Linked DNA regions of Homo sapiens: region 2 is linked to region 1. Evidence: chromatin loops called from intact Hi-C (ENCODE). Cell type or tissue: Calu3. All regions are shown on one strand. Each heading gives the region's core, and the rest is flanking DNA. Links, peaks and the distances in the headings are about the cores only.

Region 1 (16,773 bases), core at 3,512-11,511:
ACAGTTTAAGGAGCTAAATATGAGGGGTTTTATTACTGAATACAGGGTGGTCAGCTGCAATGTGTAGGTAGAGTAAAATAAAGAATTATTGTATCTTTTCTCATAAACAAGTTTTGTTTTTGTTTTTTAAAAACAACCCTTCTCCTTTCTCATAATTGAACTAGCAAACGGCAGTTCGATCATGCCAATGAAATACCTTTAGGATTTTTTTCAAAACAAGTTTTATTTATGTATCAGAAGATTTATTTAAGAAAAACTGCCTTCATCCATTCCATTCCTGGACAAGGGCCACGTCATGGTTGGGAAACCTGTGCCATCCATAGGGTCTTGCACTTAGAAGGGCCCCGGGATTTATTTAATGTTCTGCTCTTGCCACCTTGAAATTTACATTATGTTTTTAAAAGGCCTATATTTTCATTTTTCATTTGGCCCCATAACACTTCTTGGAGGTTGAACCATCTTGGTCAGTCTTTCACTTTTCCTTTCTCATTTTCTTCTCTTTGTCTTTTTTAATCTTCTAATTATTTAGTGAATTTTTAATTATTCTATTAAACTTTAAATTACCCCTTTCCATTTCTCTCTCATCTCTTCTCTACGTGGCAGTACTGAAGTGCTTTTGTAGCAGACTGACTTAGTGACCACCTCTTGGTGTGTGATACATCTGCACATCTTCCTTAGCATAGGCTAGGATATCCTTCTGTGGCAGATACTTCTCTACATTAGAAGAAGTTGTTGTTGGGTAGTCAAAGCAGAGAGATGGGAAACTGAAATCACTGGGTTTAAACACCAGCTACAATAAAACTTCAAACCCTTAATAATGTACTAAGCTTGTTCTCATCATCTATTTCACCTTATGGCGGCTCTACTTGCCATTTATCTAATTTATAGCCACATCATCAACTCAACTAAAACATTTCAGTAGTATTTTCATTTATCTTGTTTTCTGTAATTTTTCCTGTCTTAATTTGTTCTTCAAACTACTCCCAGTTATCTATAAGACTTTTTTTTACAAAAATAATGCCTACCTTTCTGCATCTGTGCCCATTCTATTCTCTATCTAGAACGCTCTTTTCTGATGCATCTGAAGGTTAAAATTCTTGTACATTATACCAGGTAGGAATGGTTCAGTTACAAATTGCAGAAAATCAACCCAACCTAGATTAAGAGGAAAGAGAGAAATTCTTATTTTGAATATTTAAAAGTCCATAGATAGTTCCTGGTTTCAGGTATGGCTGAATTCAGGATTCGGGAGATGTCACTGGCACCCAGCATCTCAGCACTGAATGATATTCTTTCTACTGTGTTGGCTTCATTCTCAAGCTCCACTTATGAGTCCTGCAGTTCCAAGCTTATGTCACTAAAACATCGAATATAAATGGCCATAGATCGCGCTTCTTTAGCAGTGATAATGTGTCTTATATTTACTGGGTTTTTAATTTACTGACCTTGAGATTGATTCAGCAATTGGGTTTTCTGACAGATTTTACCTAGTGTCATGTATTCCACCCTGTTCCTAGAGTGGGATTACTTCTACTGAAAACACATAAATAAAAGTCAAAGGAGATGAATTCCTACTTCACTTGCATGGCGTTATTATTAGAGGAAGAGGAAGTTGACAGTGAAATGATCCTCACTTTCACAGATATTCAAGTTGCTAAGATATTGAAACCTTCCAGACTGGTTGACAAAGAGCCCCTTCTCCAAGTTCCCTGAAAACTCCTTGCCTGGCCAAGCCAGTCTGGTCATGCCCATAGGACCACCCCAACCTCTCTAAAATCTATCAACTAAAGGGTTAATGCTGGAACAGTGGGAGGTTTCTAAGCCTGTCGGGACTCCAAGTTCAGTGTTCTTTCAGCTTTGCTAGTAACTGGGTTTTACCAGTGGCTTTATATTATTATATGACATCTGAGAGAAGAAATTTCATTTTTGGGATAACTGGAGATTTTAGTAATAATAAATATTACTACCTTCTATTTTAGCGATAAGCAGATAGCAATTTTAGTGGTAACAGCAAATGTCAGAAAACCCAATTACCAGTGGCCTAAACACAGAGGTTTATTTCTTGCTCTCACAGAAGTAAAGCCTGAGGCTGGTTTGGCAGCTTCTCAATTATTCGAGACCCTAGAATTTTCCATTGTGTTGCTCTGCCATTTTTCATAATGGACTAATACCTCGTAGTCCAGGATGGCTCCTTAAGCCCCAGCTACAACTTTGTATTCCAGGCAGCATGACGCTGAAAAAGTGGGCAGAAGGGCATGCCCCTACACCTTAATGGTGTGCCCTAGAAGTCTCACACACAATTTTCCTTATATTCCATTGGCCAGAACTTAATCACTGCACCTAGTTTCCAGGGAGAATGTAACTATAGCTACTACTTAAGGGGGCCATGTGTCTAGTCAAATAGTAAGGTGTTATTATTGTAGAAGAAAAAAGTCCCAGATACAGGTAGACAACTAGGCTTCTCAGCCACAGCTAATCTGTTCATAGTCTTTGATTTATCATGGCAAGAGAACCTTAGGAAGGAAAAGTATTCTTGGAGAATCAGAATCTTAGTAAAAAAAGTTCTTATTTTATACCCCAAAATGGTGATGAGGGACTGCCTAGAAACCATAAATCTTATTCTGAAGGAAGATGGTTTCTTCTAAACTCTGCCTATTTTTCATCCCATCCATCCAATGTGGGTGTTTTTCTTTCTGCTTGATTTCAACCACATATGGCATGTAAAATGCAAGCAGGAACTGTATATGTTCAAAACTCTTTAACTCCTCTGCCTAATACTTTTCTCTCCCATCTCCAAACTTTAAAGGATTTACAGTTTATATAAAGCAATACAATTAATTCATTGAACAACTATATCTTAAGCATCTTCTATATGTTGGACATTCTTCTAGAAGCTGGGGCAACATCAGTGAAAATAACAGATACATTTAAGGGTGGAGCAACTAACAGTGAATAAGGAAACGATACTGTGTGTTATATCTTGGTCAGTGTTCAGGGATACAATAAAGCAGGATACGGAAGATTGTGAGTACCGGGAGTGGAGACTTGCAATTTTACAGTAGGTTTCTTCCCTGAGAAGTTGATATTTAAACAAGAGAGGCAAGAGAATGAACCACACAGAAATCTGGGAGAAAAATATTTCAGGCCAGAGAGGAGGAAGTGCAAAGGTGTTAAGGAGGCGTCATGCCCGTGCTCCAAGCAGCAAAGAGTTGTATGTCTGCTTGGCTCTACTAAAGCGAGCAAGTGGGAAATGACTTCAGAGCCAAGATCATAGATGCTTAGTAGGCTGTTTAAGACTGACTTTTCATTATCCTTAGCAAACTGACACAGAAGCATAAAAACAAATACCACATGTTCTCACTTATAAGTGGGAGCTAAATGATGAGAACACATGGACACATTGAGGAGAGTGACACACACTGGGGTCTTTCGGAGAGTGGAGGGTGGGAGGAAGGAGAAGTTCAGGTAAAATAACAAACGGTACTAGGCTTCTGTACAACAAACCCTCATGACGCAAGTTTACCTATGTAACAAACCTGCACTTGTACCCCTGAACTTAATAAAAGTTTAAAAACCAAACCAAAACAAAACAAAAGCAAAACAAACAAACAAACAAACAAAAGACTGGCTTTTACTCTGAGTGAAGTGTGAAATCATTTTGAGGGTTTTGAGACGAGAAGAGGCGTAATCTGTTTTAGAAACATCCTACCAGTTGCAGTATTGAGATCAGACTCTAGGGGAGAGTAAGATGAAGCAAGGAGAGAAACTTGGAGGTAGAGTCGACTGAAATAATCCAAGAAAATATTATATAAATACTGTTTACAGAGAGTAGAAAATGCTGACAGCATATACTGACAAATTCGATATGGGGTGTGAGAAAGGGAGGGATTAAGAAAGACATGAAGGTATTTGAAGGATGTAGTTTTGATTTGGCTGAGATGGTGAGACGGTAGGACGCTACTGGAGAAATCTCAGTAATTCTGTTAGGTAGACATCCAAACGGAGGTCTGGGATTCAGTGGTGCACCCTGGGCTGAAAATGTAAAAATGTGCTCATCCTTAGCATGTAGGTGTGATTTAACACCATGCTACTGGATGAAATCACCAAGGCATTGAGTGTAAGTAGGTAGAAAAAAAAATAACCATGAATTCTGGGACATACCCATCCAATGTTTAGAAACTGATGATACAGGAGCTAAAAAGAAATTATTTAGGCAGATATGAGGGTAGGAGAGTCCTCGGCGGAATTTCCCTTTTAACAAAAAGCAGCCCCCAAATCATTTCTTTTTCTTTTCTTTTCTTTCTTTTCTTTTTTTTTTTTTTTTTTTTTGAGACAGAGTCTTGCTCTGTCGCCCAGGCTGGAGTGCAGTGTCCTGATCTCGGCTCACTGCAACCTCCGCCTCCCGGGTTCAAGCAATTCTCCTGCCTCAGCCTCCCGAGTAGCTGGGACTACAGGTGCATGCAGCCACGCCCCGCTAAATTTCGTATTTTAGTAGAGACAGGGTTTCACCATGTTGCCCAGGCTGGTCGCGAACTCCTGAGCTCAGGCAATCCGCTGGTCTTGGTCTCCCAAAGTGCTGGGATTACAGGCGTGAGCCACCGTGCCGGGCCAAATCATTTCTTTTTTAACAAACAGCATCCTGAAAAATCGAGCTGCAAAAAAAGATAAGGAAGCCGGAAGCTTGCATGAGGGAAATGCCGGCAGCTGTGCCAACAGAAAAGGGCTACCTGGAAGCCAGGTGTGTTCAACGTGGAGGCCCCTTATTCCCTTTTCTTTGTTGCTTCGTGTACAGTAAAGGGGTAGGCAACATGATGCCGGCCAGGTAGAGAACATATCTGCATAATAAAAGTTTAGGGTGGGGTGGCCAGCTTCTTGAGGGGCTATGCAAATGGCACACCTGGTCCGACCAATCTTTTATGCCCTATGTAAATCAAACACCGCCTCCTAAAGCTCGTCCATAAAACCTTCTGCATTTCGCTGCAGAAGCAGCAACTCATTTTCTCTGGGACCCCTCTCTGCACGGAGAGCTCTTCTCTTTCTTTCGCCTATTAAACTTACATGGCCGTGGGACAATGAACCTCAGGTATTACCCCAGAGAAACAACATCGCTTCATTGAGGGGAATGCAAAAATGTAGTAAAGGAAATTGAGAATGAGAAGCCAATAAAGTAGGTAAGAAACAAGGTAGAGTGACATCATGGAAGCCAAACAAAGCAAGTGTTTCCAGGATGAAGGCGTGATCAACTGGGTCAAATGTATGGTGACAGATCAAATAAGATGAGGACTAATCATTAATCATGGATTTTAGCAACACTGAGTCCCTGTGGACCTTTACAGGAGAAGTTCTGGTGGAGGGCTGAGAGCAAAAGCCTGGTTGAAGTGAGTTTGAAAAGATGTGAAATGGTAAGAATTAAATACAATGAATATTTTCCTGGACTTTTGATATACAGGGCTTTTTTAGGATGCAAGAAATAACAAAATGTTTGATTTATGATGAGCATGACTCTAATTGAAAGAAAAAATTGATAATATAGTAGCCAAAGAAATAATTGCTGAGTAATGCTCTTGCAGCACAGGTTAGAGGGGGTAGACTTTAGACAGGAGTGTAACTAATTCCCCTCCATTGTCAAGAGGGTAAAGTATTTGGGTACAAAAGTCAACAGGTTGGTGAGTGGCCTGGTGAAGATGTAGTGGTTGTACTTTAGGTCCTACCTTTAATTAGTTTCTTATTAATGAATTAATAATCAATTAATATTGTGTTTATTTGTAAATTTCTCCAGGCCAAAAACTGCATTATGTATTTTTTGACACTTATTTAGCCAAGCAACAAATAATTGTTTATGAAACTCTGAATAAATAACATGACAAAGGGGTACTGTACCACCGAACTTCAGGCCAGAAGGGTTCCTGTAAAATCTTAAGAATGGTATTCACTAAAGAAATTTTTAATAAAGTAGAACTTACCAGTATTAAAGAATTACTTGTTAAAGTAATTGATAAAACTAAATTGTTATGGAATTGATAAAACTAAAGTTACCTTTTGTTTCAAGTTCCACTCTTTCTGGTTTAAATGTTTTTAAAAATTTTATGGTGAAATGTGTTTTACATGAAGAAATGAATTGAACATATATGTGCAGTAAAGTAAGCCACATCATCTAATTAAAGAAATAAAATATTACCTGCACTCGAAGAAAAAAAAAATCACCCATACCTCTTCTGTGATAGCTTCACCTGTTTGAGGTGATTTCTATATTGACTTTGATGATAATCAGCCTCTTTGAGGTAACTGCTATCCTGACTTTGATGAGAATCATTTTCTTTTTTTCCTCTATTGTTTTATCTATTTACCTTTCAGAAATTGAGTTCAATTTTATCTGTCTTTAGACTTTATACAAATGGAGTCCTATTCTGCACATCCTTTTGTATCTTTATTTTGTTCAGTGTGTGTGTGTATGTGTGTGTATGTGTGGGTGTGTATCCTAAAAAGTTTGATGTTTGGATAATCTGGGTGAAGGCTATTTAGAAAAGTACTAATATTGCAACATTTCTGAAAGTCTAGAATCAATAACTAAAAATAAAAATGAAATAAAATAATTTTTAATTAAGATAAATTAAAATACAAAATGTTTTAAAATGTGTACTTTTTAACCTAACTATGCAGTACCACCACTGTCATACAATGAGTATATACAATATGGTCTATTTCTGAGTTATCACAAATTTTTGCATTTATCTACATACCTATCTGCACACATTCTGCATTGTCTTAATCACTATAGCTTCAAAATAAGGCTTAATAACAGGAACAGAAAGTTAACTTGATTCTTATTAGAGTTTTTGTCTATTTATAATTTGTTGCACTTTTATGTGAATTCTAGAATCTACTTGTCAAGGCCTACCAATGGGAAAATCATTACGATTTTTATTGGGATGGAATTAAACCTAGAGATCAGATTGAGGAGTTGAAATCTTTACAATATTAAGGTTTCACTCCATGAACATTGTCTGTCATCCCATTTATTTATTTATTTATTTAAATTTCTCAGTAGTTCTATATTTTTTTCTTAGAGATATTTTACACTTTTGTTAGATTTGTTCCTTAGTACTTCCAACTTTTGATGCAATTGTAAATAATGTGTATTTTATCTCTGTTTAATTTGGTTTTAATGTATCTTAAATCTATGTCATTTAAGCCATAATCATTTAAACTGGTTACGGTGTTTCTTTCCTGGCAAAGTGAAGCTTGTATCATTGTAAAGTGATTCTCTTTAACACAAAAAGTGTTACTAATATAAAAAAAAGTTAGTCTATTTCTGTTATTTTTTGTTATTTATTTACATATTTCTCCCCTTTATTTTAAACCTTTATGTGTTCTTATACTCAAAGTATATGCCTTGAAAACAATATGTAATTTGTTTATGTTTATAATCTGGCCTGATTATCTTTGACTTTTAACTGAAACATTTAGTTTATTTACCTAGTTGCGATTATTGTTATATTTGAATTTCAAAATAGCACCTTATTTTGTCCTTTAAACACAATTTGTGGGCATTCTTAAGAAATAGGATGAGATTCCACTTTAGGGATGCAGTACAAAGTTGTCCAGGCTGTGCACTGCCTCCAGGTAGCACATCTAAATGGACTACCAAGCACTTTACAGATGCCTTAAATTCTTGTACTTGTCGCATAAATTTTTGGGTAGATGCAAGTAACGTCTTATGGGAGAAGAACCTTTTTTAAAATTTGAACTCAGATACCACATGGGTAAGGATTTGCATTTGCTTCTGCTCTGCACCTGGGGACATTGTAGCCCCAGAAAGCTTCAAGCTAAATGCACAGCTTAAGGACCCTTCTCCACCTTGGTATCTAGAAGCTGGATCGCAAAGTTCTGTGAGAGTCGACCCATGGCAACATTATTGCAGGAATTTTTTTTTTCTTTTCAATAACAACCACCCCACTCTTCCTAAGGTGATCTATTCCGTTCCCTAGGGGTTGGGAAAGGGGTTTAGTGCTGCTCCACATTGTATAGCCTGGGAGGTTCCATATTGATGTGAGAAATTTCCGTATTTGACTTCCTACTGGGAGCAGTGGGAAGGCTACTGGGCCTTGACATCGAACCCAGTTAATATCCTTTCCCTGCCCCCTGGTGGTTGCCAAAGTTAGAGACCAAGTTTGCCAATGTATGCAATCGCCATCAGGAAAAAAGTGGTTCCTGTGTCCTGGTGCTTTGCTTAGCTGTCTTGGCTCCTGCTTCTCCATTAATTTTGGCAGTGTCACTCCTTATTATCTTATCATTGCTGTTCGGTTTTCAATGACAACTAAAATAGTTTTTCTGCTTCATTAGTTGCTTTCAGGGAGTGACTTGGTCTCAACAACATAGCCTATTAATACTAAAATGGAAGTCCACATTTAAATCTTTAATGTTTCTACTACAACATTTTACATATGGCATAGAATAGAAATACCGTTTTGTTATTTTTCATATGGGAAGCCAATTGCTTAGTGCTGTCTATTGACTAATTCCTCCTTCTCCCAGTAATTGGCCAGGTCATCTTTGTCAAATATCATGATTCCATATATAAGTTGGTTTGTTTCTTCACTCTAGTTGCTCCATTGCTGAAACATATGTGATATAGTTTGGCTCTGTGTCCTCACCCAGATCTCACCTTGAATTGTAGCAGTCCGCATGGGAGGGACCTGGTGGGAGGTAGTTGAATCATGGGGGCGGGTTTTTCTCCCGTGCTGTTCACATGATAGTGCATAAGTCTCAGGAGATCTGATGGTTTTATAAAAGGGCAGTTCTCCTACACATGCCCTCTTGCCTGCTGCCATGTAAGACATGAATTTGTTCCTCATTTGCCTTCCACCATGATTGTGAGGCCCCCTCCCACCCTCCCAGCCATGTGGAGCTGTGAGTCAATTAAACCTTTTCCTTTATAAATTACCCAGTCTTGGGTATGTCTTTATTAGCAGCTTGAAAACAGACTAATACAATATGTCAGCACATTGCCGTGCTGTCAAGATATTAAGGAGTGACTGTGCCAAAATTCACAGGGAAGATAGCACTAAGATAATTATCAACAAAGCACTGGAATGCAGTGCTGATGGTATTTACCTATGTTGGCAAACTTGGCCTCTAGCTCTGGCAACCACAAGGGGGCAGGGAAGGGTCAGAAGTCAAATTGAGAAGGGTCAGAAGTCAGAATTGAGTCAGAAGTCAAAGCCCAAAGCCTGCTGAAGGTAAAAAGTCGAATAGAACTTCCACCATCAATATAGAACTGCAAAAGGCTATGCGCTCTGAGACAGGCACATGTAAACCAACCATTTCCCCAAACCCTACTTAATAAGACTCTAGTTAACAATAATTTATTGTATCATTTCAAACAATTAGAAGAGAATTCTGAATGTTCTCAACACAAAGAAAGAATAAATGTTTAGGTGACAGATATGCTAATCAATCATTACATACTGTATACATATATCAAAATATCACTCTGTGACTCCTAAATATGTACAATTATTACGTGTCATTCAAAAAAATTAAAGATCCGAGCAACAACAAAAAGTTTAGTATGACATCACCATGGCAACCTGTGAGCATGAAAAAATAACCTACCTACTTCAACTGTATCCTTTACACATAAATAATGTAGTGTAAAAAAAAATTTACACTTAAATAATGTAGCTTTATGATAAGTTTATATGTCTTGCATGACAAACACTTATTCCTTTTCCTACTGTGTTATTATTGTTACTCGATTCTTTTTTTAATGCCATTGAGTCAGATTGTCACATTTTATGATGAAACTTGTTGAAATTTTGACTGAAAATATCTTGTATATATCCGGGGGAACTTGAAATCTTTACAATATTAAGTTTTCCTCACTCTCTTTTTAGTTAGCTTTTTTCAATAAAGATTTATAATTTAATATTAAAGGTCTTCTGCATCTTTTGATTGAATAATTATAGGTTTTTAGGTAAATAGGGTAAGTTTTTCATAACTCTCTCATTCTTTGTTTCTAGTGGCTAGAAATGCAATTGGGTTTTGCACATGAATCTTAAATCTTGCAAACCTGCTAAGCTCAATTACTCCTAGTGAATTTTCTCATCTATATTTTTGGACATATGTGTGTGAAAGATAGTTCTGTAGTGTTTTCTAATTTGTATACCTTGCATATTTCCAACTTGTCTTACTTGTACTGTACTAAAAATGTTAAACAAATGTGGTTGTGATGGACTTCCTTTCTCTACCTGATTTCAAAGAGAATAATTTGCATTTTACCACTAAATTTCTTTGCTATTACTCTTGATGTGTTTTAGTAATTCTGTATGTCTATCCCTACCCTTAATCATTTTAGGGCATCAGGTAATGGAAGAGTAATTTTAGAACATCCCTTTCTCACATAGGAATTATGTGTTTGATTTTCATTGTAAAGGGTCTAAATAGTAATATTGATATGCAGTAAGAGGAACTTTTAGAAACAAACATGTAATTACAGGCTCATGTATATGTTGCTGAATATTATCAATGTACAATCAGACTTTATTTTCTATTTTAGAGAGAGTTTTATACCCAACATTTAAATATTTTATACATGTCATTTTTAGTTATCAAGCAGTATACTGTCTTTGGCCCAAGCAAGTGTATAATTATATGAAATTTCATCTCTCCATTTTTTTCTCAATATGATTACTCTCCATTCTGTAGTTATGTGTAAAGGATACAGTTGAAGTAGGTAGGTTTTTTTTCATGCTCACTGGTTACCATGGTGATATCATACTACTTAACTTTTTTTGGATGCTCGGATCTTTAATTTTTTTAATTGACACATAATAATTGCACACATGTAGGAGGTACAGAGTGATATTTTGATATATGTATACAATGTGTAATGATTGATTAGCATATCTATCACCTAAAACATTTATCCTTTATGTTGAGAACATTCAGAATTCTCTTCTAGCTGTTTGAAATGATACCATAAATTATTGTTAACTAGAGTCATTCCACAGCGCTATAGAAAACTAGAATTTATTTCTCCTGTCTAGCTGTAATTTTGTATCTGTTAAGCATCCTTTCTCTATTCCCCTGCCCCCACAACACCCCAACACCTCTCTTTTCTCCAGCCTCTAATAATCACAATTCTACTTTTATGAACATAACTTTTTTTTAAGCTACCATGTATGAGTGAGAACATTCAGTATTTGTCTTTCTCTGCCTGACTTATTTCATTTAACATAATGTTCTCCAAGCTCATCCATGTTTCCATGAATGAGAGGATTTCATTATTTGATGGCTGACTAGTATTCCATTATGTATATACACATTTTCTTTATCCATTTGTCTATTGATAGACATTTAGGTTGGTTCTATGTCTTGGCTATTGTGAACAGTGCTGTGATGAAAATGGGGTGCAGATAACTCTTCAACATACTGATTTTAAGCAATAGGTTTTAAACATATAATTTTAAATATTTTATAGCATTTTAGAAATTTTGTCCTGGGCTATTTTAAATCTTAATGCTTATTAACTCTTTAACCTTTTTGTTGTCTCGACTCCAACAAAATTTTCATTTCAGGAACTCTTGTGTTTTAGTCAAGTCTAATTAATATTTGGAGTTCTAAAAAAGCTACAACTATATGCCAGTTATAACAATATGTTATTTTTCCTTCTTAGCTAAGTGGGGAAAGCTAGTGACAGAGCTATGGCAAGAAATGTTTTCTGTACACTGAACGAAAATAAATGAAATAAAGTATGATTCTTTCAGCCAAAAAATTAGCCAGGCAGCTTCTGAATACTTCAGCCATGGAGTCAAACATGATTTCTTTAAAGGAAGTTAAAATATGATACCAGTTATATCAGCCTGAAAACAAAATCTGATAAAACATTGTCATATTCATACTGTCTGAATCCTCATCCGAAAGAAGTCACAGAAGTTCCCAAGTCTCTACTAGGGATTCTATAGAAAAAGGCTGAACATTCATAGACATTTAAGACTTTTGTATGAAATTAAACTTGCCACTGCTTTCAGACAACATTTCATAGAAAATTGTGCTCCATAGTTAAAATTTTAAATTAAAATTTCTCAATTTAAATTGAAAAATTTAATCTTAATGATCAAATCAAGTCCTTGATTAAGCTGTCATTGCAATAAAAGGGAATTTTCTTCCCCACATATGTGCACCTATCTAAGACTTACTTTCTTGGCCTTTTTTTACCTTGTTCCTTTTCGTCAGAATATAAACTGACACTATTTTGAGATTTTTCTGTTTATGTTTTTCTTATTTTCATAGAATACTCAGCTAGTTGTGGAGGAGAGTGAAGATAACGTATGAAAGATCTCATCGCTAGGATATCATTCAAATGAGACTTTCAAACATCCTGAAAGTTTACATTTCTGAGCCCATTCCCTTATTCTTGATCAATATTTCTTTTTTTATGATTTGTGACATGAACAGCATCTGTATGAATGTCGCTGTTTGCAGAAACTTACATATATTTCATTAAATAAATTATATGTTACATATACAATGGAATATTTTGTCTTCACGTAAATATTTCTGCATAGATGTTCGCATGGAAATAAAACGAGAAGAAAATGAATTCTAAACTTGGCTCATTGCCTAATTTATTTTATTACTACCTTATTTTATTTTATATGCAGACCCAAGTTTGTTTTCTTGGCAAAGATAAAGAAACCGGACAAGTAGTTCCCTTCTGCGGAAATCTGGTTTCACTTGTGTGATACCACCCAGATTCCCTCCACCTCTTCCTTGCCGCCATTGCTCTATCCACTTAAAGTGAGCTAAAATATTTAATGGGTTACGAGAGTAAGAACTCTGTTTTTTTAAATTTCATTTAAAATAGTGGTGTAGTATCGGTTATGATCAACAGAGTCTAAGGCTCCTTTGTAACCACTAAATCTAAGAAAAGCCACAAATTACCATTGGAATTGAAGAGCAGTTGGCTTTGGGGACTGGTTTCAATGACCCCCTCCCCCTAAATTAAAATATCCTGCATCTGTGTAAATAAACATCTCTAGGTATATGGTAAGGCAATATTTAGCACAAATATGTTTCATACAAAATTAGCAGCAAAGAAAAACTTTAAACTTGTAATTACATGAAAAAAATTAAGCCGTTAGTGTAATTAAGATGTTCCTTCTTTTTCCCTTAAACATGGAGAGCAGAAGCAATCACTCTTTTTTTGCATGACTACTCTCATTGTTGAACTTTCCAAAGCATTATTATTATTTTCTCTTTCTTCCATGACAATTTATAATGATACTTTTATTCTGGCAAGAAATTAAGTTCTAGCACTAAATGTTTATTGGCTAAATTAATGTTTATAAATGCTAAATATAGAGTAGTATTTCTGCCAATGAGATCTAGGAAGTCAACAGATAAGCTTCTTAAGAGATAGTAGCTAAAAGTCTTATAATCTCTTCTATTTATAGAAGTCAAGGAAGTGAACTCAGATGAGATAAAAACTGAGTTATTTAGCCCTAGAGAGTCTGTCTCTAGTTGTCACCCTCATTTCCCCGTCTTGATCATTCTTTCTCTTTCCAGTTTCCGAAGTCAAAACTGCCTTTTGAAAGTGACACAAAATTCTAGCATGATGGTTCTGTTAGTGAGGCAGTAACTCATAAAAGTGTGTTTTCAAGGAAAGTGCTCATGGAGGTATTCTACACTGCCATCTTTCTTCTGAATTCTTGGAAATAATTATATCTTAATGTCCTTAATGTTCTGAAGGTAATGAACAAGTAGCTTCAATTTAACTGGATTTTGGACACTTCTCCCTAGAGAATTCAGGAACCCACTGCCTACAGTTTTTTACTGCTATTCATGGAAGAAATGGGAGGACATGTTATCAATCTGTATTGCTAGGAGACTTTCAAGTTATAGTGCTGGAGAAATGTATGAAAAGCTTCCCAGATGATAGGGAAACCAATGATACTCTAGTGTTCTCACCTAAATATACAGCTTTTCTTCTTGGACCACCAGTATGGTGAAAGTCTTCAATGGCTCCTTTTTTGTTGTTCTAGAAATAACTATTTCATTTTAATTTCTTCTATTTGTTTTATAAATTATTTTTCAATTGTCAAAAATTCTATATATTTATGGTATATAATATGATGCTTTTTAAAACATTTATTTTAGATTCAGGGGTACATGTGCAGGTTTCTTATTTAGGTAAATTGCCTGGTGCAGGGTTTTGGGGTACAGATTATTGTGTCACCCAGGTAATAAGCATAGTACAGGATATGTACTTTTTCAATCCTCACCCTCCTCCCACCCTCCACCCTCAAGTAGGCCCTGGTGGCCATTGTTCCCTTCTTTGTGCCCACTTCTATTCAAAGTTTAATTCTCACTTATAAGTGAGAACATTCAGTATTTGGTTGTCCATTCCTATGTTAGTTTGCTTAGGATAATGACCTCCAGCTTTACCCATGTTCCTGCAGAGGACATTATCTTGTTATTTTTTATGGCTGCATAGTATTCCATGGTGTATATGTACCATAGTTTTTTAATGCAATCTACCGTTGATGGACATTTAAGTTGACTCCACGTCTTTGCTATTGTGAATAGTGCTGTGATAAGCATACGTGCGCATGTACCTTTAAGGTAGAATGATATACATCCCTTTGGGTACATATCCAATAATGGGATTGCTAGGTAGCATGGTAATCCTGTTTTAGTTCTTTGAGAAATTGCCAAGCTGTTTTCCACAATGGCTGAAGTAATTTCCATTCCCACCTGCAGTGTATAAGCATTCCATTTTCTCCACAAGCTCATCAGCCTGTGTTATTTTTTTGACTTTTTAATAATAGCCATTCTGACAGGTGTGAGATGGTTTCTCATTGTGGTTTCAATTTGCTTTTCTCTAATGACAAGCAATATTGGGAGTTTTTTTATATATGCGTTGGCCATGTGTGTCTTCTTTGGAAAAGTGTCTGTTCATGTCCTTTGCCTACTGTTCAATGGGGTTTTGTTTTTTTGCTTGTAAATTTGTTTAAGTTCCTTACAGATTCTGGATATTAGAGCTTTGTTGCCATCAGTTGAATCGCAACCGATTGCAGCCACCCTAGGCTATGGTGGTCATCTGCTCCAACCGCCTTATTTACAGGTGAAAAAAAAAATGAGTCCCCAGATGTAAAAGTTGAGGGGGAGTCAGAGTTGGTGGCAAAACCAGAACTAAGACTCAATTCTCTTGATGCATAGACCATTTTTTTCTTCCACATTTGTTAAATGTGTTTGGCCAATACTCCCTAGTGTTTTTCACATTGCCCTACGTGTATTTCAAGATCCATCAAAACCTTGCTCCGTCTTGCCATTTAACTCTATTTTCTATTCATCTCATAATATGAAAATCTTGTGACCATCAAGCTGAGCTTCTTCATTCTCTTTACCAATGCACCTACTGAACTTTTTACCTTGTGCTACGGTGACCAAACATCCCAATTTTCCAAGGACTGTCTGGGTTTTAGCACTGAAAGTCCTGCACTCTGGGGACCTCCTCTGTACTAAGCAAATTGGCCTAGTTGGTTACCCTACCATGCCCACTACTTGCATAGCTATTGCCTTGATCCTCTTCTCTAGAATTTTCTTCCCCTCATCTTTTCTTCCCCAAATTTTCTTCCTTAAATTTTTATGATGACGAAAGAAAATTCAAACGCCCTTCCCTTTGGATAATCTTCAATTGTTATTCTCTAAACTTCTATGGGTCTGTTATTATACCTTACATATTTAAGCTTTTCATTAAAGGCTGTCTTGACTTGCTTGAGAAGTACTTGAGACATTATCTTCCCTGCACAAAGTAGATGGTAATCTACTATCAAATAGAGTCATGGAGATAAAAAGCAGCTTGTTTCCGTAAGGTCAATTTTGTGAGACAGGCATTGCACTCATTTAATAAATACTATACACTGTGAGATAAGTATTATTACACCTATTTTATGGAAACAAATGAAGTTTAGAGAAGGTAGCAAGTTGATCATAAGGATTCAAATCTAGCCCTCTCTGACTCCTTCCAATACATCACACTTGCTGGATAGGAAATGTGTTGATGTTTTGGAAATTCCCACAACTCTAACCTAGTGCTAAGCCCAAAGTGCGTGCTCAAAAAATACTTGCTGTTATGTTCTAAATTGCACTTCCAATTAGATCTACAAACACATGTTCATGATGGCAGGGAAGATACATTATTTCCAAAAAGAATAATAAATCATAAAAAGTATTTTATCCAATGTAAGCATAATTGTAATTGTATTTTATAGCTTAACGTTGTAATATTGATGAGTGTGTTCTCTTTGTCTTCTTATTCTTCTAGCCTTAAAAATAGTCACAAATGTCATATATCCATATATTGAGACACACACACACACACACACACACACACACACATATATATACACATACATACAGTCTTGCTATCATCGCTAAAATTTTTGTCATCATCTAACTCATTTTTGGCTTTTTTTTTCTGGCTTTCATACTTTTCCTTATCTCATCTGTTAGATTGCCACTGCTGAATACAGTAGCCACTAGTCAAGTATGGTTTCTGAGCACTCAAAATGTGACAGACTCACAGTGAGACATCCTGCAAGTATGAGATACACAGCTGACTTTGAAGATGTAATTCCAAAAAAAATGTAAAATAGCTGATCAGTGATTTTTATGTTGACTACATTTTTAAAAGATAATCTTTTTATATATTGGGTTAAATAACACATTATTAAAATTAACATTGCTTGTTCCTTTTTTACTTTTGAA
Region 2 (16,773 bases), core at 3,769-11,768, 450 kb before region 1:
CGCCCGGCCGTGAAATCTCTTTTTAATTGTTTCAAGTAAAGACATTTGTCATTGTCTCTGTACCATATTGTGCTTCTTCTACAGACTCTTAAAATTCATGTATGTCAATCTTATTGCTCAGAATCACAAAAGTAAAGATTCAAGCTCCTTGATATCTGTCTAATATATAAATTCTTTCTTTCACTTATCCATGTTCTGGAGACTTTGAGAGTCATCTAGTCCAAAAATAAGAAGGCAAAATTCAGAATCTCTGGAAAATGGTGCCCCCAGGTTTCTAAATGACTACTGACTGTGTCCAAAATCTGCTACAGTTAAAACAAGCCATTCATCTCTGAATCTTTATTTTAAAATCCCATACCTATTGTATAAAATGCTTGGTTATCAAATTTGTTAGTTATATGTTTATTTGCAAGAGAGTTCTTCCCAACTTCACCGTGTCCAAGTAGAATTGCTTTTAAAAGTGTTATCTTTCTCAGCTCTGCTGATCACAAGCTATTTGACGTCAGATCTCTTGACTTCAGTTTAGGCATCATCATTACCCCCTGACCTCCTGCAGCTCTGAGGAAGACACAGGACATTCTCTAGCTTGGTCCATCTTGATGAGACTACTGAATGTAAAAGGGTTGGGATTGGGACAGAGAGGGCAAGTCCATTTCAAAGTTTTGATTGAGGAAAAATCTTTTGGTTGGATCGTAATTTTACCTTTCAAAAACAGACAATAGTAAAAAGATAGGACTATGGAAGAGAACATACACACACATGCACACAGACACACACACACACACACACACACACACACACACACACACACACACACACAGAGCTATGGAGGCAGAATTGCCTAGCAGGAATAATGGTAGTTTTGAAATTAAATTATATAAAGACCTGGGTTTAAATGCTAAGCTCAAAATTATATCAAGTGATTTTAGGTAAGATAGCTAACATTTCTTAGCTTCAGTTTCCCCTTGGAAAACCATAGATATTAACTATCTATGGAACTGATTCCTGGTTCATAGCAGCCATGCATCAAATGGTACCTACTAGAGTTCTAGGAAAGAAAACAAAGAGTTGAGAAAGTGATTATACCTTGAATTTTAGTCAAAGCAGAGTGAAAAGGTTAGCTAGAGTTTTCCTCTGTGTAATATACTGAGAACAGGATTCATGTGTTAGTAATTTATTCTACACTAATAGGTACTGATTATTCAGGGAAAAAAACATGAAATATAATACATATGTGTGTATATACTGCATATATATATATATATAAAAAATACTTATTATGTAATATGCGTGCACATGGCGAGCACGATACTCCCCTGCCATCTTGTGGTAGCACAGCTATATTATATTTTCAAGTGTAATGAATTTTATTCTAATGCCATGGGTTCATGGCAAATAAATAAAACAAATTAATTTAAAAACACACACACACACGGAGAGAAAGAGAGAGAAGAGTTTTTTTTATCAGCATACACATTTTTCAACAACTTTGATGATTTTGTTTTGCAAATAAATGGATGCAATTTTATTTTTGCAGGAAGAAACTCATTAATTGATTATTTCCACCTTTTATTGAGTGCTTTCCATGTATGGGCCTGTGTCAGGTCCTGGAGGCACATGGCTTAATAAGAATATATTGTTTGTCCTCAAGGTAGAACTGATGATGAATGCTATTACAATGTTGGAGCCATGACTGAGAGATGCTCTAGAAATCCTTTGGCTGAACCACCTAGCTCAGAGTGGTGCATTGAGAGATACTTACAAAAAAAGAAAACACTATGGTTGCGTATTAAAAGGGTGGTAGAAATTAGTCAAATAGAGTAAAACTTTGGGGAGTAGAGTGGTAGAAGAAGTGGAATCAAGGCAGAGGGAATATGATGATTGAGATAAGGAGTAAAAATTTCATTTCAATTCCTAATGTACTCACCACTGATTTGCCAGGTATCCTGCTAGGTGCTGGGATGCCAGAGTAGACAAGGCAGATATTGTCCCTGGCTCTCTTCAGGATCTTTTTTTCCTCTTCCCCTTCTCAAAATCTATGAACTAAAAGGGAAGGGTTTCTATTCTTGGGCACACCTGTTTTATTCTTTGTTTCTTGACTATCATCAGGTTTTTTACAGCAAGTATGCTCTGTTAATGAATATTTTTGACTATGTTGTAACATGAAAGTTGCATTTCACAAGGGAAGTGATACAAATGTGAGGAACTTAATGAAAAGAAGTAGTAGATCATGCTAAAACAAAGGGATTTGCCCTGATATTGAAGGTTGGAAAAGTCAAACGTGACCGCCATGACAAAGTGGCATTTAATATAAAGAATGAAGTAAGAATGAGACTTAACCAGGTAGGGGGAAAGATTAATGGCTGAGAGAAAGAACTTTTGCTGCACTGGGAACAGTGTGAAGCCCAGCACCAGGCACCATCTTTTCCTCTGAAAAACAGAAGGGAGTTTTATGTAGATAGACAGTAAAGTAGAGTAGTTATTAAATGAGGCCAGGGCCACTATCCAAGATATTAACAATCTAATCCTGGAAACTGTGAATACACTACATGACAAAAGATAATTGAGGATGCAGATGGAATAAGATTGCTAATCCTCTGACTACAATGGGGAAATGACCCTGGACTGTCGAGGTGGGTTCAGTGAAACCACTTGAGGTCTTAGAAGTAGGAAAGGGAGGGAGAAGAACGAGTCAGAGGAATGAATTAGAAGAGGGAGGAGAGATTCCACAAATGACAGAGAACTGGCCCATGACTGTTGACTTTAAAGACAAATGCTGCGGTCAAGGGCCAAAGAATCCAGGTGGTCTCTGAAAGCTAGAAAAGACAAGAAAGTGAATTATCCTATGGAGCTTATAGAAAAGAATGCTGCCCTGTAGACACCTTGATGTTTACCACAGTGAGACTCCTGTTGGGCTTCTGGCTTCAAGAACTATAAGATAATACATTTTTGCTGTTTTAGACCAGTAAATTTGTGGTCATTTGTTATGACAGCAACAGAAAATTACTACATTAGATGTATTGTCAGTGGTAGATTAGGGAAGCCCTCTAAGCTACGTTAAGGATTTTATTCCTTATGATCAAGCGGTCACTATTCCATAGCTCAGGAAGGAAAATGGCATGTTTGCGTATGCAAAGATCACACCAACTGGTTTCACTGAGACTCAATGGGTGGGAGCAATAGTGGACCCAGGGGAACCTGGGAAAGGGGCTGTTGCAGTTGTTTGCTAATATGTGGTAGTGATGGCAGACTGGGGAAAAAAACAGACTTATTCATTTCAGAGATACTTAGGTGGGAAAACTGATGATGTTTCCTACTTGATGGATGGAAATGGTAAGACAAAGTTGGGACTTAATACCAAAAATGTGAGTTTTATTGTGCAAATTAAAAAATGAATTTTAAGAAAAGAAAATCAGAGATTGGCTCGTTAGATATATTGTTCCATTACATAATGATGTCAGTGAGCCTTGGAATAGCAGTCAAAAATATTCAGTAACAGAACATACATTGCTTCCAAGACCTGATGATAGTCAAGAGACAAAGAATAGAACAGGTGTGTCAAAGAAAAGAAACCCTTCCCTTATTTTTCAGATTTTAAAAGGGGGGGAAGAGAAAGCACAAGATCCTGAAGACAGCCAAAAAATAAAGAAAAGAGAGGCTATGTCATAAAAGAGGGAGGAGGGGTGACTTCATTGAATAAATCGTTTTTAAATCTCTATTTCTCAGAAATGGGGCTAAATAGTGGGGATTAAATGTTACCAAGAGCAAGACACCTTGCCCTTAGATTCTATTTGGAAGGAAGACAAGCAAGTAACTGGGTAATTTTCAAATGGTCCAGTAGACATATGTTGTCTTGCGCGATGCTCCTACTGATGTTGAATACCTTTCCATATGCTATTGGCTAGTCAGAATCCCTCTGACATATCCTGCTCCCATTTTCTATTATTGTTTATTACCATTATACTAATTTATAAGAGCTTGTTGTATATTCATATACTATTCATTTGTCTATTAAATGTTTTGCAAATATTTTCTTCAATTTTAATTTTTCCATGCTAACATTGTTTACAGTATTTTTTCTTTTTTTTCTTCATGTATCCAAATCTGACTTAAACTTTAAAAACTTTATAATCAGGATAGTTTTACTTTATGTCTTTGATATTTTGGTTTTTTCTTAGGAAGTCCTTACTTGTCTTTATTTATATATATATTTTAGACAGAGTTTTGCTCTTATCGCTCAGGCTGGAGTACGATGGCACAATCTTGGCTCACCACAACCTCCGCCTCCCAGGTTCAAGTGATTCTCCTGCCTCGGCCTCCTGAGTACCTGGGATTACAGGCATGCACCGCCACACTCCGCTAATTTTGTATTTTTAGTAGAGGCAGGGTTTTTTCATGTTGGTCAGGCTGGTCTTGAACTCCCCACCTCAGGTGATCCGCCCTCCTCAGCTTCCCAAAGTGCTGGGATTACATGCGTGAGTCACCGTGCCTGGCCAATATATTCTTATAAATATATTCATCTATAGTTTTTTATTGATATCTGGTACTTGTACATATTTATGGGATACATGTGATATTTTGATAGATGAATACAATGTGTAATGATCAAATTGGGGTCATAATTTTAGCATCTCTATTGATGTTTAATTAACATAAAGTGCACATATTTATTATGTACAATTTGATAAGTTTTAAAATAGATATCTACCTGTAAAACCATCATCACAATCAAGAAGATAAACATATCTATCACCACAAAAGTTTTCTCAGGCTTCTTTGTAATCTCTTCCACCACCCTCCACACTTGTCTACAGAGAAGTGTCAATCTTTTTCTGTCACTAAAAGTTAGTTTGCATTTCTGGAAACTTATATAAATAGAAGCATGCAATATGCACCCTTTTATGTCTTTTACTAAGCACAACTAAACTACTGAGATTTATCTGTCTTGTTGCGTGTATCAATACCTCATTCCTTTTCATTGTTTAGTAGTATTTCATCATATAGCTATAGCACAAACTTTTTTTACCCAGACTTGTTTTGAACAGTTGTGTTGTTTCCACTTTTTGCCATTGCAAATAAAGCTGCTGTAAGCATTTGTGTATGGGCCTGGGTATAAACATGCTTTTAGTTTTCTCTGTTAACTATCTAGAAGTGGAGTGGCTGGACCATATGAAAGGAATATGTTTAACTGTTTAATAAACTGCCAAATTGTTTTCCAAAGCAATTGTAGCATTTTACATTCTGACCAGCATTTTATGAGGGTCCCGGTTTCTCCATGTCCTTTCCATTATTTATTATGATCAGTCTTTTCCATTGTAGCAAGTGTAATGCATGTGTAGTGGTATCCCATTGCAGTTTTAGTTTGCACTTCTCTAATGACTAACAGCGTTAAGTGTCTTTTCCCCCCTAGGTTTATCTGCCATTGTGTATCTCTTTTTTGGTTAAGTATGTATTCAGATCTTTTCCCCATTCTTAATTACGTTATTTGTAGAATCTGTTTCAAGACTGATGGCCATTGTAGTCAGTGATCATGTTTCTGAAAATCAATCAGGGAAGTCACCTATTTTTCAAAGTCAGATGGTGAGCAAAAGCCTTACTCCATGAACACATTTCTGAAAGCTGGCCAATCAACAATAAACTTACCTGAGCAGGGTGTAGTGCCTCACACCTGTAGTCTCAGCTACTTGGGAGGCTGAGGCAGGAGGATCTCTTGAGCCCAGGAACTTGAGGCTGCAGTGAGCTACGATCACATCACTGCACTCCATCTGGGCAACATAGCAAGACCCTGTTTCTGAAAAAACAACAAATAGCTTACCTGAATAAGCACATTTCCACTGCTGAGATCCACCAACTCCTGACTTTGAAAGTCGGCCGGTCCCTGGCTCTACCTCTTCCAAATCCTCATACAAAATAAGCTTCCTGCTTTGCAATCAGGGAAATGGTGCCTAAAAAACATAGTTCTCTCTTATTTAAGTAATAAATTCAGATTTTTTTCTAGGTGTTGAGTGGTATCCTCTCCCCTCAAAACCATGTAGTTTATCAAAAACTTCTTTTTATGTAGGTTTTGTGGTTTAGAAAAAGTCTGTTACTTCTTTTCTGAAAGAAATGAATTTTTTTATCCATGTGTATTGATGAGTTCATCCTTTCTTCCCTTATTTAAATATCTCCTTTATCATAAACTAAATTACTAGATAATCTTAATTTTATCCAAAACACTTAGTCATAATTTTCTTTGCATTTCCATCTTTTTTTCCTACAAACGCCAAGTGCTAGTTACCAAATGGTTCTACTTTTCTGACAGCAGAATCTCTTTACACATCTTGTATAACTCAAAAATCGAGTTATGTGATATAGTTAGAGGTAGTCAGTTTATTTAGTCTTACATCTGAATATTTCAAGTTTATCTATTTGATCATAAAACAGGTTTTTTTAAATACTCTTGGGCTTTCTCATGAAAAGTAGTGACAGAACAAATGCATTGAAAAGAAGAAAGATAATGGTATAGACAGGTGTTTTCTTTCATGTTCAATCAAAAGGTTTTTATTTTCAACTCAGAATCTGTGAAGCTTCATGAGATCAGGGCTGTTGTATTTTTCTTTCTACATGCCTGGCAACTGGAGCAATGCCTTCCACGTGGTGTATATTAACTATTTATGGGATGAATGATGAAATTAATGAATGAGTGAAATAAATAATTTTGTCTTTCTGTGTATATTTATGCTAAGCATATAACAGGGTAAAATTAAGAGGCGTTATTCTTATTTACAAGTAATTACAAAAGGGTGGGTTGGACAACTTAGTTTTTGTGAGTTAAATATAAAAGTAACAATGTATTCTCACTAGGTGAGAAATCATAATTTGCCAGACAAATGGTGTAGACTCTGAATACTTGGAAAGGTATAAGTCACTGGGGACTAAAGAGATTGAGTCTCCCTAAATACAGGCCTACATTTGGACACTGAAATGATGTTGATATATATATTTTAACATGTCATTCTGTCTTTTAATCTCCTTATATGTAATACTTGTTTCCTTCTTCCTCCCATTCACCTTTTTCTTTAAGTAGCAGTTTGGTCACTTAGCGCTTGACTCATTCAAGCCGTTGAATGACAGCACCATGTTAGAGATGCCCAAAGGTCAACCAGAAAGAAACAAAGACGATTTTGTTCCTAGATTTATAGTTTTAAATGAACTCAGCATAGTTTTAGTCTATATTCTCAAACATTGTCATTTCCCCAATATTCTTAAAATCTTTCAAACCTTGAAAGTCGGCACATAAGAATATAATGATTGTCTCATACCTACACATAGCGTATTCACTTTCTTGTTGATCATGTTATTGTTCTATTACTATCAAAATAATCATTGTGGAAAGGTATGAAAATCTGACACACTGAAACAAATGAACCAGAAGAGATTAAGAAGACATCATAGAAAGTGCAATGTGCTAACTTGGACTGGATCCTGGAACAGAAAAGTGGAAAACTGGTGGAAAAACTGGTGAAATACAAATGAGGTCTGAAAGTAGTCAATAGAAATATTTAATAGTAATGTAACCAAAGTCAAGTTCTTAGCTTTGACAAATGTTCCACAGTCATGTAAGCTATTAGCATAAGTGGAAGCTGGATTATACTTATACGTGAACTCTGTTTTATTTCTGCAACTTTCCTGTAAATATAAAATTATTCTAAAAATAAAACGCTTATTAAAAACTAAATATAAATATATTTTTCAGTAAGTATACTGAAGTGATTTCTAAATTAATTATATTATTATTACATCAAAAATGAGACTTTTACTCATCTTGTTTTGTTTACTGCGGGTAGCACATGGAAAATGCTCAAGTCACTGAATTATAGAGCACCAATGAATAATTTTCTTTAGTTTTCAATATGAGAAGAGTGTATTCTCCACTTCAGCCACCAGGTGGAAGTATCAGCACATCAGTTAAAATCAGTTCTTCATTGGGAGGTTTAAAAACTACCCTTGGAAAACAAACAGTTTTTAATGTTATGATATGATGTTATTATACACAGTAAGAGGAAGAATTCCCAGTATTATGATGAAAATCAAGAAAGATATAAATTGGCTGTGGACAGGACTCCAGGATACTGAGATATCCAGAAATAAAGTGAAAAAAAATTTTACCATTTATTTAAACATTTCCAGACATGGATATAAGTGCACATGGATAAAAGTTGAACAGGTAGCAACATCTGGAGACTTAACGGACATTTATCTTAGCCCAGACATAAGTGTAGCATGCAATGTCTGAAACTACCAAGGCATGGAAAGCTAAACTGATCAGTATGATGCTGTCAGTGCTTTCAGTATGGGTGATATTCAAAGTACAGGAGAACCATTTAGACTAAATGCTACCATTTAATGGCCCAATCTGCATTCTCCCTGCTACCATCTTGATGACACTTTCTACCATTCAGGAAATGAAAGCACTTTCTAGTGTCACCCAGTGCAATATCTAATTAGGAAGGCAAATTATAAAAATAAAAATGGAACTGCAGTGTCTTTCTATCCAAAAACGAGGCTTGCTTTGTAGTTTCTAATCCATCAGTTTCTTTCCTTACTTTGAATAATCAGGCATTTGTTATGTCTAATTTTATGTCAATCACATTCTCAACTCTCTGTATAAACTCTTTCAATAAAGATTGATACAGGTATGAGAAGAACCAGAATTTTTTCAAAAATATTATATTAGACACAATTTAATATAAGGTGAAATCTATTGATTCAGTCACAGTTTGATCTGTTATTTTCACATACCACATTCTGTAAGATGCTCACAGGCTACTGAAATAAATAATGATTTGCCTTTTTCCATTTTCTGAGTTATACAAGTTTTTAGAGATGTGTCTTGTGTAAAGTGCATCATTGCCTGCTTTTCAATTAAAAAGACTTTTGAGGCCTGAGAAATTAGACCAAAAAAGGATTAATCATAATAATCTTTTAAATAGAGAACACCTGCCATCAATATTTTAGAAAGTATCATTCTAAAACTAAAACTTCTATTACTAAGAGATTATAATAACAGGCAACCCTACTTATTTCTAAGAATAGGGTCTACATGTTTTTACTTATTGGTCCACATATTCTCTGCAATTAAAACTTAGACAACATTTGAGTAATGTTGTCCATGTTGACTGATGACCACAGACACAGTGATGATATAAATCTTAAACAGATTCATTTGATTTCCTCATCAGTGATGAACTACAACATTCTCCTTCATGATTTCTTTTCTTATGTCCATACCTATCCATTTAATCTTAATTCTGGTTATTTGGAACAAAAATTCCAATAAGTGGCATTTTTCCAGGGCTCACATCTAATAGATCAAGACCTCTAGTGCTTTGATGCTTAGGTGTGGAAAGAGCTCTTTACCAGGAATGCCGGGCACTCTGAATTAGTCCTGTCTGCTCAGAAGAACATTGCCTCTCCTTACCAATTTTCTAATTATAACGAACATACACAATTGTTAAAAATTCTTGCCAGCCTTTGGACAATTACAAAACAGCATTTTTCATCAAAGGACACCTGGAGTATGACTTATAGGCACTTACAATCCAGAAAGATAAGGTAATCAAACTCTGGAAGAATTCTGCCAGCCGGGACCCTTTAGGTAGAAGGCAGTGAGGTAGACTTCCGTGGATCTACCAGGGCAACAAAAGAGAAGAGGCAGAGCCCTTCTGAGCTATTCAGCAGGGAGAAGACTGAGATGCTGAAAATGTGGCTAAAGACACAGTAGTACTGTGAGTCCTCAATATAACCCATATTTTTTTCCAACTTGTGTTAATCTAATACATCTTTTGAATATAAAGGAAGAAAGTGTAAAATGCAGTTGGTGATTTGGTTGTTCTATTTTTGCTCTCTTTTCCTTTATACAACAGAAAATTTTGGTTATTCAATATTGTACTTAAAGGCATAAGGCATGTGTGTATGTATATATACACACATAAATATGTATTATATATTTACATATTACATGTATTATAATATATACATATTATATATTATATATACATATTATATTTTAATATGTAAAATATTCTGTCATTTGTATTTACAAATATGTCAAGTTTGTTTTAGGATAGGCAAAATACTCTAATAAGTAAAAATTTCACCTTTTACTAGTAGTTTTGATGCTATATCCTTGGAATTTCAGGGTTTTCATAGAAAATGTTTTTTAAAGAAAAGAAAAAAATGGTAGAAATTTCATTGTCTTATTTTTTAAGGACCATTGCTTAATTACTTTTTTCTCAGTTCTGTTTATTTGCTCTTAAAACAAAAGAAACAACAAAAACTGATGGCTTTCTCGGACAACAACAACATCCACAACAACAAAAAAAACACTAATCAGTTTCTGAAAAACTAAAGAGTAACTGATTATTCTAACTATTAACTACCCGACCATTCAGGTCATTGTTCTTTTCTACAGTGTGTGTTTATCTCATGCTCATATATTGGTTTTTTAAGTGCAGTATACTATACTTAATCATTGTCTAAGATTCTTTGGAAATCTGTTTTTCTATTCAATTTATACTCCTAGTAGAAAATTTTTTGGGGAACAAAAAACTGAACCATCATAAGGCTAAATGAAACTCCTTGGAAGTAAATTGTTATTTGAGGTATCTAAATCAGAAATTTCTGTTCTTCAGTTTTATGTGTCTGGGGTATTGCTGTAAAGCACTGACCATTTCTTTGCTGGAACATAGTTTATACATAATGGAGAAGGAATAGGCCAAGGAGAGATGATGATGAATGTATGCTTTCCCCTGCAGAAATCCCTTTCAAAAAGAGTAATACTAACAAAAACAAAGGCAAGTTGAAAATGTGGTGGACCTCACCCTCAGACCAGGTGAGCCTTCAGATTCTGCACCTCGCTGGCCGTGCATAAAGAAGGCTGGGACATCCCTGAATTCACAGTCAGGGTGGTCGTCTGTGTGCAGAACTGAAAGCAAACAAGAGTAAGCTATAGCCAGATGTGGGGGCTTTCAGGTTCACTGACGGTTCCTGGGGTACTTGGAGTCAAAGCAGCTCACGCACGTTCCTGCTTTCCACCAGGAAACGTGGAGCCACGGAGGCCAAGGAAATCTGATCAGCTCCAGATCCCCAAGTTGGTCTTTTTACACCCCTAAAGACACCATGCTTGCTCCTTCTCCAAGACTCATAAGGAAATACAAATGACTTTGAAATATCAGCCACTGTTAACTGGATCAGATTCCTCCAGTAAATATGGTAAGCCAACAGATCTACCTTATGGCTCAAGATCCAGCAAAGCATCTCATAAAAGAATATTTCTATGCCCTCATCCATACATGTGTTTCTAGAGATATGTTATCAGTCCTTTCTACCAAGTAGACAGAATTTTTATCATTACATCTTTGAAATCATAGAAAATCCTTCTTCTCAGCGGCATCTAGTTTTACTTAATCCTGCTCTTCACCAAATTCTCAGTTCCAAAATTTTGATTTTTTTACTGACTTCTGTCATTTCCTTCTTTTGATTTGACTTTCTTTGTCCTGAACCTCAAATCCCACCTGATACACAAAAACTATGAATTTAAAAGAGCATATTCATTGCCATAGTTTTGTGAAGTTAAATCAACTTTGCATATGAATTGGCATAGGAAGATCACATTCCCTTCCATACGAATTTAGAGAAGGTATGAAAGTCAGCTCTGTTAGTTTCAGAGTGTTTGGTTCAACCTTTGTGTGCTCAGTGTTCGGGGGTAAAGGGTCATCTGTCTCTTCTATGTTTTTTTCTAAGTTGGCCGAGTAATTTCATCTTTAGGTCTCCATTTCTAAAATTACATCCTGGGTTTGATAAGATTAAAAGATGAAGTGATTAATTATGGATTTATTTAACAATTGACTGATTTTTACAAATAGTTCACTTTTAAGTGGCTTTGAACTTATCTTTGAGCACCAAAAACTTTATTGGTGTTCTATATGTACTGGGCAAATGAAACCAAACTTCATTTTACCCCTATTGAAAGTCTGTTTACTGAAGTCACTAAATCACCCCATTTCTGACCTCAGCTAGGGGTTCAAACTCTTTTTCACAGCCATTAACTTTTTCAGCGTTTCACCAAGCAGATGTGTGTTGTGTGGCTTAATCTTTTCCATACTAGATGATACAGCAGGCCTCCACCTGACGTGCGCTTTGATGCAGCATAAAAATCTCATTCATCATATCTGATTTGTCCTCTTTGTTGACATATGATTAATGTAAAATGGTTTTTGTTTTTTTTTTCAGAGAGAAGAGTCATGACTTTTGCTCAGTCATTAAAATAAGAGACACAAGGATTGGTATGGGGTATCCCTAGCAGAATTTATTCAAGGAAGCCTAATCAATATCCCCCATCTCACTATTTCTTCAGACACGTGCTAAGTTTACATATTCGAATCAAATTAACATATCAGAGTCACAAATTGGCAATGGTGTCAAAATACCTATCCTCACCATTCTAAATCATTTTTCACATTAAATATGTCAAGGGCTATGTTTGCGTGCATAAGTCAAAAGAAGAGAAATAAAGCAATACATTAAGAAGTTGGTGACATAAGCTTATTTATTTAGTTATTTATTTTTGCCTATTACTGGTAGAGAAAAATGTATTTAGTTTGCTCTATTACAGGTAGAGAAAAATTATATTTTGTTGTTCTGAGTGAAACCAGTGATAATCATTTTACCTCTTCTTTTAAGTAGTATAGAAGTCTAACATTTTCATTGCTTATTGCCAGAACTTAAGTGCTAAGATTTTTTCTATATTGTCTGATTTGATTCATACATATAATGTTGAGATTCAAGAATTATTATCCCATTTACCAGATGAGGAAGTGGAGGTACAGAAGTTTTAGAAAAGGGAATTAGCCTCCGCTTCTATTCTATTAAGCCACTATATTTCAGAAGGCATAGAGTATCTATTTTGCATTTGGGTTGGGGGAGATGGAGATTTGCCCTAACTTTGATTCTTTTAGGTCAAGAATAATTTCTTTCAGAACCCGGATGGTTTTCTTATTTCCATAAAATGGGTTGCCACATTAGGCCTCAGAGTCCACCAAATGAACGGTTCTTCTCTTCTGCTGTCCCTCAAATTTGTGATATGTAAAATATGTGTGAAGATGCAGATAACATGTGGGATCTCATTGGCTCTACCATTCCTTAGAGAAAATGTAATTGTTATTGATTCTAACTGATCATTCAAAAATTAAGTTCCTCCAAATTTACTCTTTTTCTAATTGAAGGTTCCAGCTGCCATGGGATTGAGATTTCCTATTTTTTTTTTTCTTGTCCCGAAACTCTCTGTCAAAGATTTTATTTCTCTAGGCAACCAGCTGGTTTTTCACATAGATAAGGTCAATTAATTTGACCTTTGGTTCAATATGAAATGCATAATAAAAGCTGGTGCCCCAAGGACCGGATGTGGCCTTTCAAAAAAGTAACTTGCCAGGACAGGGAACAATAATTTATTACCTCATAAACCCCAGTTGAAATGCCTGTTGCCCAGCATAGCAATGACAAGGAGCTTGTGTGTCTTTATTTATTTATTTTTATTCTATGCAATAGAGAGAGGGGAGGAAAATAAAAAAATAAATAAATAAAACAAGCACCTGCCCCATTCAGGGAGGAAAAATGGCAAAGGCAAAAAAGATCTACTCGTACTGCTTGAATTTTTGTTTTATAGCAAGTTTTCATCCACTACACAAAAATTCTTAGAGACAGGCTCGGGAAAGTTTATTATCAACTATAAAATTTTGTTAAATTGTATTTCATCGCTTGAATTTTGAGAGATACAGGAAATCTTTGTGAAGCGATTTGAAATAGAGAACCAAAATTGCTATGTATAGTCAACATCCAAAATGACTACTAATCAGGATAAATTTATCTATGGATCTGTTTGGTGGATATATTTATATATCTAATTTTAACAAATTCATGAGGCTGTGAACTCTTATATTTCAGTTTTTACTTAATTCTGTATCGCTATCATTCTGTATGCCATTAGCATCCTTCATATGTGGTATTTATTCCTTTGCATAAATGTGTTATAACTGGCGTTTGTGTCTAGTTTTATCTGATATTTTAAACAACCCTGAATGAAACTCCTTTACATAAGTCATTGATCACATCCTTGATTATGTCTTAGAAATGGGCGATCTCAACAAAACATACAAATATCTTAAAGCTATTGAAAACTATTCTCTCAGTATAATTCACCATTTCTAGCCACCATGTAGTTTTTAATCCATTCCTTCAGCTGTTCCTTTGAAATAGTACTTTTAGTATACGTGGAATTATGGATAAAACAGACTGTAGAAAATATTTAAACCTCAAAATGTAGACACGTGCCTAAAACGAATCTTAGCTCTGTGAATGCCCTTCATTGGGGAATTTTTACAGATAATGAGATGCAAGTTTTGGAACTCCAGTGGGAGTTTTGAATAAGGGGCAATTTCTGAGTAATGGTGTAATGGAGTCATAGTAATGGTGCAATAGAGTAATGGTGTAATACCCCACAGTGTGGGGTACAAGAGAAGCTTTGAGAATCTAGAATGCACCAGGTCCTTTTAGGTAGGAGACAAAAAATGCAGCCAAAGTGGGGAAGGGGTGGAAAGGAAAATAAAATAGTCCTGGAAACAAACAAACCTATTACAAAATTTTTACACAGCTACTTGTGTGACCTTCTGGTGAGAATGCAACTTAGAATCACTTTCCTAGAGAGCTACTTGGGAATATCTATCTAAAGGCTTAAATAACAGATACTCTGTCTAAGCAAATACAATTTGAAGTCTTCATACCCAGAAAATCATCATCGATATCCCAAACAACTATTGTAACAGAATTTAACTTTTACAAATAAAAAATTAAATAAAATTTGTTTCATCTTTCCAAAATTTTTTATATGCAAATAGTGAGAAAGAGAGAGGGAGGGGCAAACAATTTATACCAGGTATTTTGTTTGCAACTGGCTTCTTTTTATTCATTTACCAATATATTAATGGTGGTTATTGCTGGTTTCTAATTTTATGGTGATACTAAATTTTCTTATTTTTTCAAACTTCAAAACACAAAGACAAAAAGCCATCAACAAATGCTATTTTGCTATATCTATAGATGATTCAGTACTGCATATCAAAATGGGAAAAATTTCTTTTCCCATATTCTTTCATTCAGTGGTTCCCCATACTCACTTGTAACCGCAAACTGGATGTACGGTTAATGCCATTTGTGCTCTATTTCAAAGACATTATTAGTTAAATAGCCTTCTTTTTAAGTATCTTAAGAACCTAGCCACAATTTATATTATTGTTTTCATGGGAAAAACATGTTCCAAGTTTCAAACAGCTAGTGTAAAAACAAATCCAAAACAGTTTGCATGTATGTTGAAGACCGTCTATTCAGTTTTTTGTTTGTTTGTTTTTACTCCTGAAAGCTAGTTGGTGTCTTGAAGTCATGAATTGCCTGAGAGTACAATATACCCAGTGCCGGAAATTGTGGCCTGACCTTTAGTTAAGAAAGACTTCCTTCTAGATCTCTGTCTTACAGAGACCATTCTTTCCATGAGAATTTCTTTATTATTTTTGAAGTTATCAATTGAAATCACAATTTACTGATTTGTGTGTGAAGTAAGTCTGACACAAAACAGGGAATCATATTTAAGACTACTAAGTTATCCCCTTCTCATTACTTTTTTTTTGTTTGATTGTAGAAAAACCTCTATAGAGCCATATCTCTCTAATACTTGTATTATATTTATCTCCAGAGATCTAGCTTGCTCAAAAGGAGACTATTATCTGACTGCCTGAATAGATCCCATTACAGGAAAAATTGACTGAAATATTGTCAAATGTGTTCCAGCAATAAAATTCAGGTAATAAGTTGAATTTCTAGCTTTCTGTGTCCAGATTTCCCCTATATGATTCTAAACAATAGTTGGGGCAGGTCAAGAAAAAGAGGTTAAGAGACATGATGGTAAAGAAAGACCAGGAAGAGGATGAAAACTTTGTGAGTCTCAGGAACATAAAACTGCCAGTTGTTTGCAGCAAAATTCTCACGACCCCAAAGCTGAACTTTGTAAACAGGCTTGGCATCAAACTCTTGCCTGGAGAAAATAAGGAAGAAAAGAAAGAAAAAAAAGAGAAGACCCTTGCCCTGCATACAGACACACACACACACACACACACACACACACACGCACACATATGGCATGTGTGCACTGCTTAAATTTGTAAGGACATATACAACTGGCCCGTTTCTAAATAAGTCTTTTAATATCCTGAGCAGTTTGTATTAGGCTGAGTGATAGAATTATTTGTATTGGCCAATTATTTCCAACTCTGTTTCCTGGAGAGGTTATTTCTAATTTTTTTAGTATTATAAAGTTCCTAATATGTGAGGAGGAGGTATGATATATGATGAAAACCATGAATTTAAGTGTTGATTGGGTCTGAGTTTCAACTCAACTAACTTACTCGATTTAAAGTTATTTGATTTTTTTTTTGTTTTGCCCTTTAAAACTGTGAAAATCATAGCATGTATCTCTTTTAATTATTGTGAGAATTGAAAGACATGCACACTAACTGATCACACTTATTTAGAAAGCTTAGATTAATGCCTGACCACAGTGAGTCTACAATAAATATTGGATATAATTATTCTTGCCATTGTTATTAGAAGAAATTGTTAATTGAATCAGAGACCTGGAATGAAATAATCCCCAGATATAGGCATCTTAACCTTAGCAATCTCTTT

The links. A loop is a pair of places that touch in the nucleus more often than their neighbours do. Peaks named below come from ENCODE experiments on the same cell type or tissue, not always from the same donor. Only the 100,000 strongest peaks of a DNase experiment are listed, where the experiment ranks them.
Region 2: a loop joins it to region 1, with 16 times the contacts of the local background. A loop is called at or near these places in 15 of 110 quality-filtered maps.

Annotation. Positions count from the first base shown.
Region 1 is chr17:71,076,280-71,093,052 of GRCh38, forward strand. No RefSeq gene overlaps it. Among named protein-coding and RNA genes, the nearest start is that of CASC17, 120 kb to the right of the region's middle. In Calu3, for the core only: no CTCF peak of the experiment used is centred there; DNase peaks (open chromatin) are centred at 8,142 and 9,162.
Region 2 is chr17:70,628,796-70,645,568 of GRCh38, forward strand. No RefSeq gene overlaps it. Among named protein-coding and RNA genes, the nearest start is that of KCNJ2, 470 kb to the left of the region's middle. In Calu3, for the core only: a CTCF peak has its summit at 7,886 (motif pointing right); a DNase peak (open chromatin) is centred at 7,916.